Regions from separate parts of the Homo sapiens genome. Here region 2 is linked to region 1. A link is a loop called in an ENCODE intact Hi-C map of the cell type or tissue named here. Cell type or tissue: CD4-positive, alpha-beta T cell. All regions are shown on one strand. Links, peaks and the distances in the headings refer to the core of each region. The heading gives the core; the rest is flanking DNA. Region 1 has its middle 35 kb from the start of LBH. Region 2 has its middle 31 kb from the start of LINC01936.

The links. Peaks named below come from ENCODE experiments on the same cell type or tissue, not always from the same donor. Only the 100,000 strongest peaks of a DNase experiment are listed, where the experiment ranks them.
Region 2: it touches region 1 in a loop (2.0-fold over the local background); 9 of 110 quality-filtered maps call a loop at or near these places.

What each region holds. Positions count from the first base shown.
Region 1 is chr2:30,264,900-30,267,817 of GRCh38, forward strand. No RefSeq gene overlaps it. Among named protein-coding and RNA genes, the nearest start is that of LBH, 35 kb to the left of the region's middle. RefSeq lists enhancers at 1,091-1,705, 1,706-2,320. In CD4-positive, alpha-beta T cell, for the core only: no CTCF peak of the experiment used is centred there; DNase peaks (open chromatin) are centred at 1,492 and 2,422; H3K4me3 peaks cover 2,336 bases; H3K27ac peaks cover 2,500 bases.
Region 2 is chr2:30,314,062-30,316,979 of GRCh38, forward strand. No RefSeq gene overlaps it. Among named protein-coding and RNA genes, the nearest start is that of LINC01936, 31 kb to the right of the region's middle. In CD4-positive, alpha-beta T cell, for the core only: no CTCF peak of the experiment used is centred there; a DNase peak (open chromatin) is centred at 1,830; H3K27ac peaks cover 1,333 bases.

The DNA of each region.
Region 1 (2,918 bases), core at 292-2,791:
TGATCATCAGTATAGTCTTGAATCAGAATATTCATTAGACTACTCCCTTCTCTCTGTTTACCTGGATAAAAGGTCCTACTTTGACATGCAATTCATTTGCAATATTTCCTTTGCCGTTTTCAGTCAGAAAACTGTGAATTCACACTTTTCTATTATTGGCGGCTGCCAATTGCAGAGCACTGGTTTACCTCCATTTCTTCTAATTCTCATCACACTTCTTGCAAAGTGTGGGTTTTCGTATATATAATGAAAAGTATATTTAGCACAAAGTACATTTAGCAATGATGGAAATTATAAAAGATGGTGAAATTTAGGGACTTCATCTTTCAAATCCCATCATGGTAACATATCAGTTATTTGCATTTTGGTTTCCTTCCAGTCATTGTTCCCCCATACTTACCAGAATGGGCTCAATGAATATAAATTTTTCCTACAAAATGGACATTTTTAATGTTACTTTACAGATGAGGAAGCTGAGGTCAGAGGACTTCAAAATATACTGACTTTGGAAAACAGTAGAATTAGAACAAATGGTGTGCTGGTAAATGTGTAACAACCAGCCCTCTGAGATTTAAAAAAAAAAAAAAAAAAAAAAAGGCCCTGATTCATAGTGTTTGCCAATTTCCATGGTGTAAATGCTCCCACCATGGCTGATTTTGTGGGACTGGATGAGATGGGAGCCAGTGCAAGCCTGCAGCAGCACACCTCTGGAATCCCTGATCCTCCACTTCTATGCTAGAAGGAAATGGGCTCAGCCTGCCTGAGCCTCAGTCTCCTTTTCAAGAAGATGGATATCACTCAAAACCAGGACAGTGCCTAATTCACAGGGACTCAATAAACTCTAGTGCCCGTCCTCCATTTGGAAAAGAGAAATCATTCTGGAAAGTTATCTGGCACAGTATTTTTCAAGCTAAATCATGACTCATTATGGGGTTGTGAAAGTAATCCATTTGTGGGCTGCAACCAGAATTTTTTAAAAAAGAAAGAAAACAAATAGAAAAGACGACAATAGAAGAGGAAAAATCAGAGTACAGCAGATATAGGAAGAATAAATGTTATTCCCTGAATTTTTTTTGTTTCATCCCTACATGTGGATAAATGTGTGTACTTGGTCATGAAAAAAAATATTTTTCTTTCTGTGGGTCACAGTCAAAACAGTTTGAGAGCCACTGATCTGGGGAATCTGGCTTTCTAGAAAGCAGTACTTTTACTTAGTGGAGTCATGGCAGTGGGAGAGAGGCAACTAGAAAAAGTAGCTTAATACATCTCTCTGCAGAGGAAATGGGGCTGGCACACCCAAGGGTGGAGACTGTGTGGTCAGTGTGTAGGGGACAAGCCTGGGAAGGCCACTATGTCCTTGGTCTCCTCCAAGGCCAGGATTAGGCTCTGGGTAGCCTTCAAATCGCTGCCGAGCCCTGGAGGAGGGAGGAACTGTGCATGGGGAAGGAGGCGGAAGCTACACAGGAAACCCTCACTGCATGTTTGTCACTGCTGGCACCCACTGCAGCAGCTAGCAGACAACCAACAATAGTGACATCAGGTAAAAAATAACCCACAGGGTCCCAGCCCTACCGTGCAGGGGCAAGGGCATGCCGTCTAGAGGGCTGCAGTGTCACCAGGCTACAGCTGGGGTCATGCTGCCTGGCGCCATGCTGTGCCTTGATTTCCTGATTGCTAATTAGAGGGCACTTTTCCTGCCCAAGGTCACTTGGGCTGGCGCCAGCAATGGGGCCACTTGCCTGCAGAGTTTTTCCTCCCCCGATCTCTTGCACAAGGTGGTATTTAAAAAATCACTCATGCCAAGACCTTCAGGTCTGAATGCACCACCTCTCCCAGGGGGACTCTCATCTTAAAAGAAGGCCCCAGCAGTTCTTACCCAAAGGATTGTCCCAGGCAGGGCCTGTGCAGAAAGCCCCAGCAGCCTTACAAGCCTCTCCTTTGGCTACGGTAGGCTATGACCCCAGGCCCTGTGCTGACCCAAAAGCACTTCCCGCTGTTCTCCAAACCTTTCTCTCCAGACCAAAGACACAGGCTCCCCATGGTTCCCCAGCACTGCCAGCTGGTACATGCTCCCACACACCAGTGAAGGGTGTGGAAGGCAGAGCTACATCAGATGTTACCGTATTAGGCCATTCTTGCATTGCTGTAAAGAAATACCTGAGACTGGATAATTTATAAAGCAACGAAATTTTAATTGGCTCACGGTTCTGCAGGCTGTACAGGCATGGTGCTGATATCTGCTTGGCTTCTGTGGAGGCCTCAGGGAGCTTTCACTCTTGGCAGAAGGCAAAGCAGAAGCTTGCACGTCACGTGGTGAAAGAGAAGCGAGAGAAAGCAAGGGGATGGGAGAGGTGCCACACACTTAACCTGATCTTGCAGGAACTCACTCACTATGGCGAGGACAGCACCAAGCCATTAGGGATCCGCCCCTGTGACCTCCCACTAGGCCCCGCCTCCAACACTGGGGATTACATTTCAACATGGGATTTGGGCGGGGACAAATATCCAACTCTATCATTTACTTGACTACAACAAAGCGTGTTGAGGATTAGCAGCCAGCTCTGACACATAGGAACTAGGGTCCCCTGTTTGCTTCTGACCTCACAGTTTGCTGGTTAATCATCTAGTTTCAGCCTGGTTCTCAACCTCCCTTGCCTATCCTAAGAGCACCCACGTCCCTCAAGAATGAACAATATTCACAAGGACTTTCCACTCGACAGTTTACAAAGCTCAGTTCTTATCTTCCATCCACCTACACAGCATTTCTTAACCTCGGGTTCCTAGAATTTAGGGGTGCATGTGACATTGGATGGGACAAAAATTACATCTATATTTTAGTTAATTACTAAGTGAAATTCAGCATTTCCTGTTTGTAGGAATGCAGGCAACAAACCGCAGTGGTGTCAGCAGCACCTGCA
Region 2 (2,918 bases), core at 285-2,784, 49 kb after region 1:
TTTATGTATCTTTAGTAGAGACGGGGTTTCACCGTGTTAGCCAGGATGGTCTCGATCTCCTGACCTCATGATCCACCCGTCTCAGCCTCCCAAAGTGCTGGGATTACAGGTGTGAGCCACCGCGCCTGGCCTGTTTTCATTTCTTACTTGATTTCTCATCATGCTCAGCCCTTAAAATGTAAACTTTCTCACCACATGTACTGTTTTCCTTTCTAGTAAATTTTTTTCAAGTTTCAGAAAAATAAGAGGGGCTAATTATTTTTTAAAGAATTGAACAGAAATAGGGTTAATTTTTCTCTTCAGATTGAGAATTGCTATATTTTCTTTTAAGGTCTTAAAAATAGGCCAGGCATGGTGGCTCATGCCTTTAATTCCAGCACTTTGGGAGGCTGAGATGGAAGGATTGCTTGAAGCCAGGAATTTGAAACCAACCTGGGCAACAAAGTGAGACCCTATTTCTACCAAAAAAAAAAAAAAAAAAAGTGTATACTCACTGTGAGAAAAATACACCCATACACACACACACACACACACACACATACACACACACACAGCCTACAGCCTCTCTATGCTGGTGGCACATCACAGTCACACAGGAGTTTACAAAAACCCTGAAACCTGGGTCCCATCTCCACAGATTCTGATTTCATTGACCTGGGCGGCTACCTGGGCAGCAATATTGACTTAAAAGCTGCCTAGGTGATGTAATCATACAGCCAGGGCTGAGAACCACTGATCTATAGAAAGGCATGAAGAGGAGAGTGAACATCACCTACACACCCATTCCCTGGAGATAACTGCTTTTGATTTTTAGTGCAATTAGCCAGAGGAGTCGTAAATGTGGGCTGTGGGGACCAGGTCAAGGAGTGAGGATACTTATAATCCATCTCTGGCAGGGAGCACTAACTTAGGTCCACCAGGTTTCCAGTACCAGAGGAGATCATCATCCCTTTGTCCTCCTTCAGAAATCAGGTTCCTATGGTTGTATGAGACTACCTGTCCCTACCTCCCAGGAGCCCAGAGAGGCCAAAAAAAAAAGCAAACACCCAGGCAGCATTTAAGGTCTGTAAGACAAGACTCCAGGAAAACCAAAGCAGAGGGTGTGAAAGTGGTTGTGGATACAGAACCGTGGGAAATCCCACAGTGACTCCAGGTCAACAGTGCATTTGCCTCAGCTCACCCAACTACCAACAAAGAATGCTTAGTTAGCTAAACAACTTCTCCTGAGGGGTGAATACCGGTTGTATTAAGCAGGATGGGAATTGGAAACACAGTGGTATAATAAATGGAAGAGAAGGACTAAACCATCGGAGGAAAAAGAAGGTGTGAGGATTTCAGGATGGACTCAGGCATGGAAGAAGGCAAGACATCCTTGTGCCCCTGAATCCCTCACATTGGCAGGAGTTAGCCATCTACTCAAAAAGATGGATCCCTGCAGCTTTTTCACTAAGCAGCATGGTCAGGGTTCACTGGAGTAGTGCTGATGACCTAGAGCCTCAGCCAAAGGGGGAGAAATAACTTGAGTCACTTAACACAGTCATTCACCGCACAACCAACCTTATATAATACAAATCTCCTCTAGATGCCTTTATTCTTTCTCCTATAGCCCCTTGTCAATTCCCATTTTTGTCCCCAGAAATTCACCTCTGGTCCTCAGCTTGTGCCCAGATTGAACCATGCAGTTGGCCAGCCCACCCATCTTTGAAAGCAGGTCAGTGATGACACGTTTTAATCAAGCACACTTTGAAGTCTCACACCTACACACATACCCAGATTTTCACACAAAGCATGTTTCTTTCTAGGCAGGATGTGGCAGATATTGTTGCTGCCTGTTTGGCCATCATTCCCCAGACTTCCTGGCCAAAAGAAAAGTCCCCAGGTGCCAGCAATGAATCATAATTGATTTAACTCAGTCCGTCCCCTTAAGGAGCCTTTTTAGATATGTTTTCCTGATTGCTTCCTCCCATGAAAATTTAATACTTCAGATACACTGTATGTTTATGTACTTTATGCATATCTGTACTTTATACATAAAAAATGTGATTTTTTTTTGAAATGGAGTTTCACTCGCGTCCCCCAAGCTGGAGTGCAGTGACATGATCTTGGCTCACTGCAACCTCCACCTCCTAGGCTCAAGAAATTCTCCTGCCTCAGCCTCCCTAGAAGCTGGGATTACAGCTGCGTGCCACCATGCCTGGCTAATTTTTGTATTTTTAGTAGAGACATGGTTTCACCATGTTGGCCAGGCTGATCTTGAACTCCTGACCTCAGGTGATCTGCCTGCCTCAGCCTCCCAAAGGGCTGGGATTACAGGTGTGGGCCACCATACTTGGCACAGTATGATTTTTTTTTTTGCCCCCAAGAACCAATTTTCACCCCCTTGAGGGTGACATCACCCTCATTAAGAATACATGATCTACATCAACAAAGCAATTGCTTTTGCCAGTGATTGGTCTAAGGTTGGCGTCTGGTCCCATTCTGGCCAATGAAACATGAAGGAATTCTGCTTGGGAAAGATATTCCTTCTGATCAAAGAGAGATGTGAAGGGAAGTGACCTTTGACCCCTGCCTACTTCTGCTCATGGTGTCTCATGTGACGAGTTGGTGCTTGGAACTGTGGCCACCATCTTGTTCCCATAAGGGTAGAAGAGAGAAAGGACAGAAGCAGTCCATACCCTGCTGAAATCAATGAGCCACTAAACAATTGTAACCAATGCTTGCTTCCAGACTTGTTAAGCATGATAGTAAATGTCAGTATGCCGTAACCCATTACCAGTAGTAAGATATTATGGGCCTTGCAGCCTGAAACTTCCTGATGGATAGATAGGATTTTCATTAATAAGGAATGTGGTCCAAGCATCCCAGAAGACCTGCACCAAGGAAGCTGTGCTGAAAAGTCAGCCACCACCGCTGCTCAC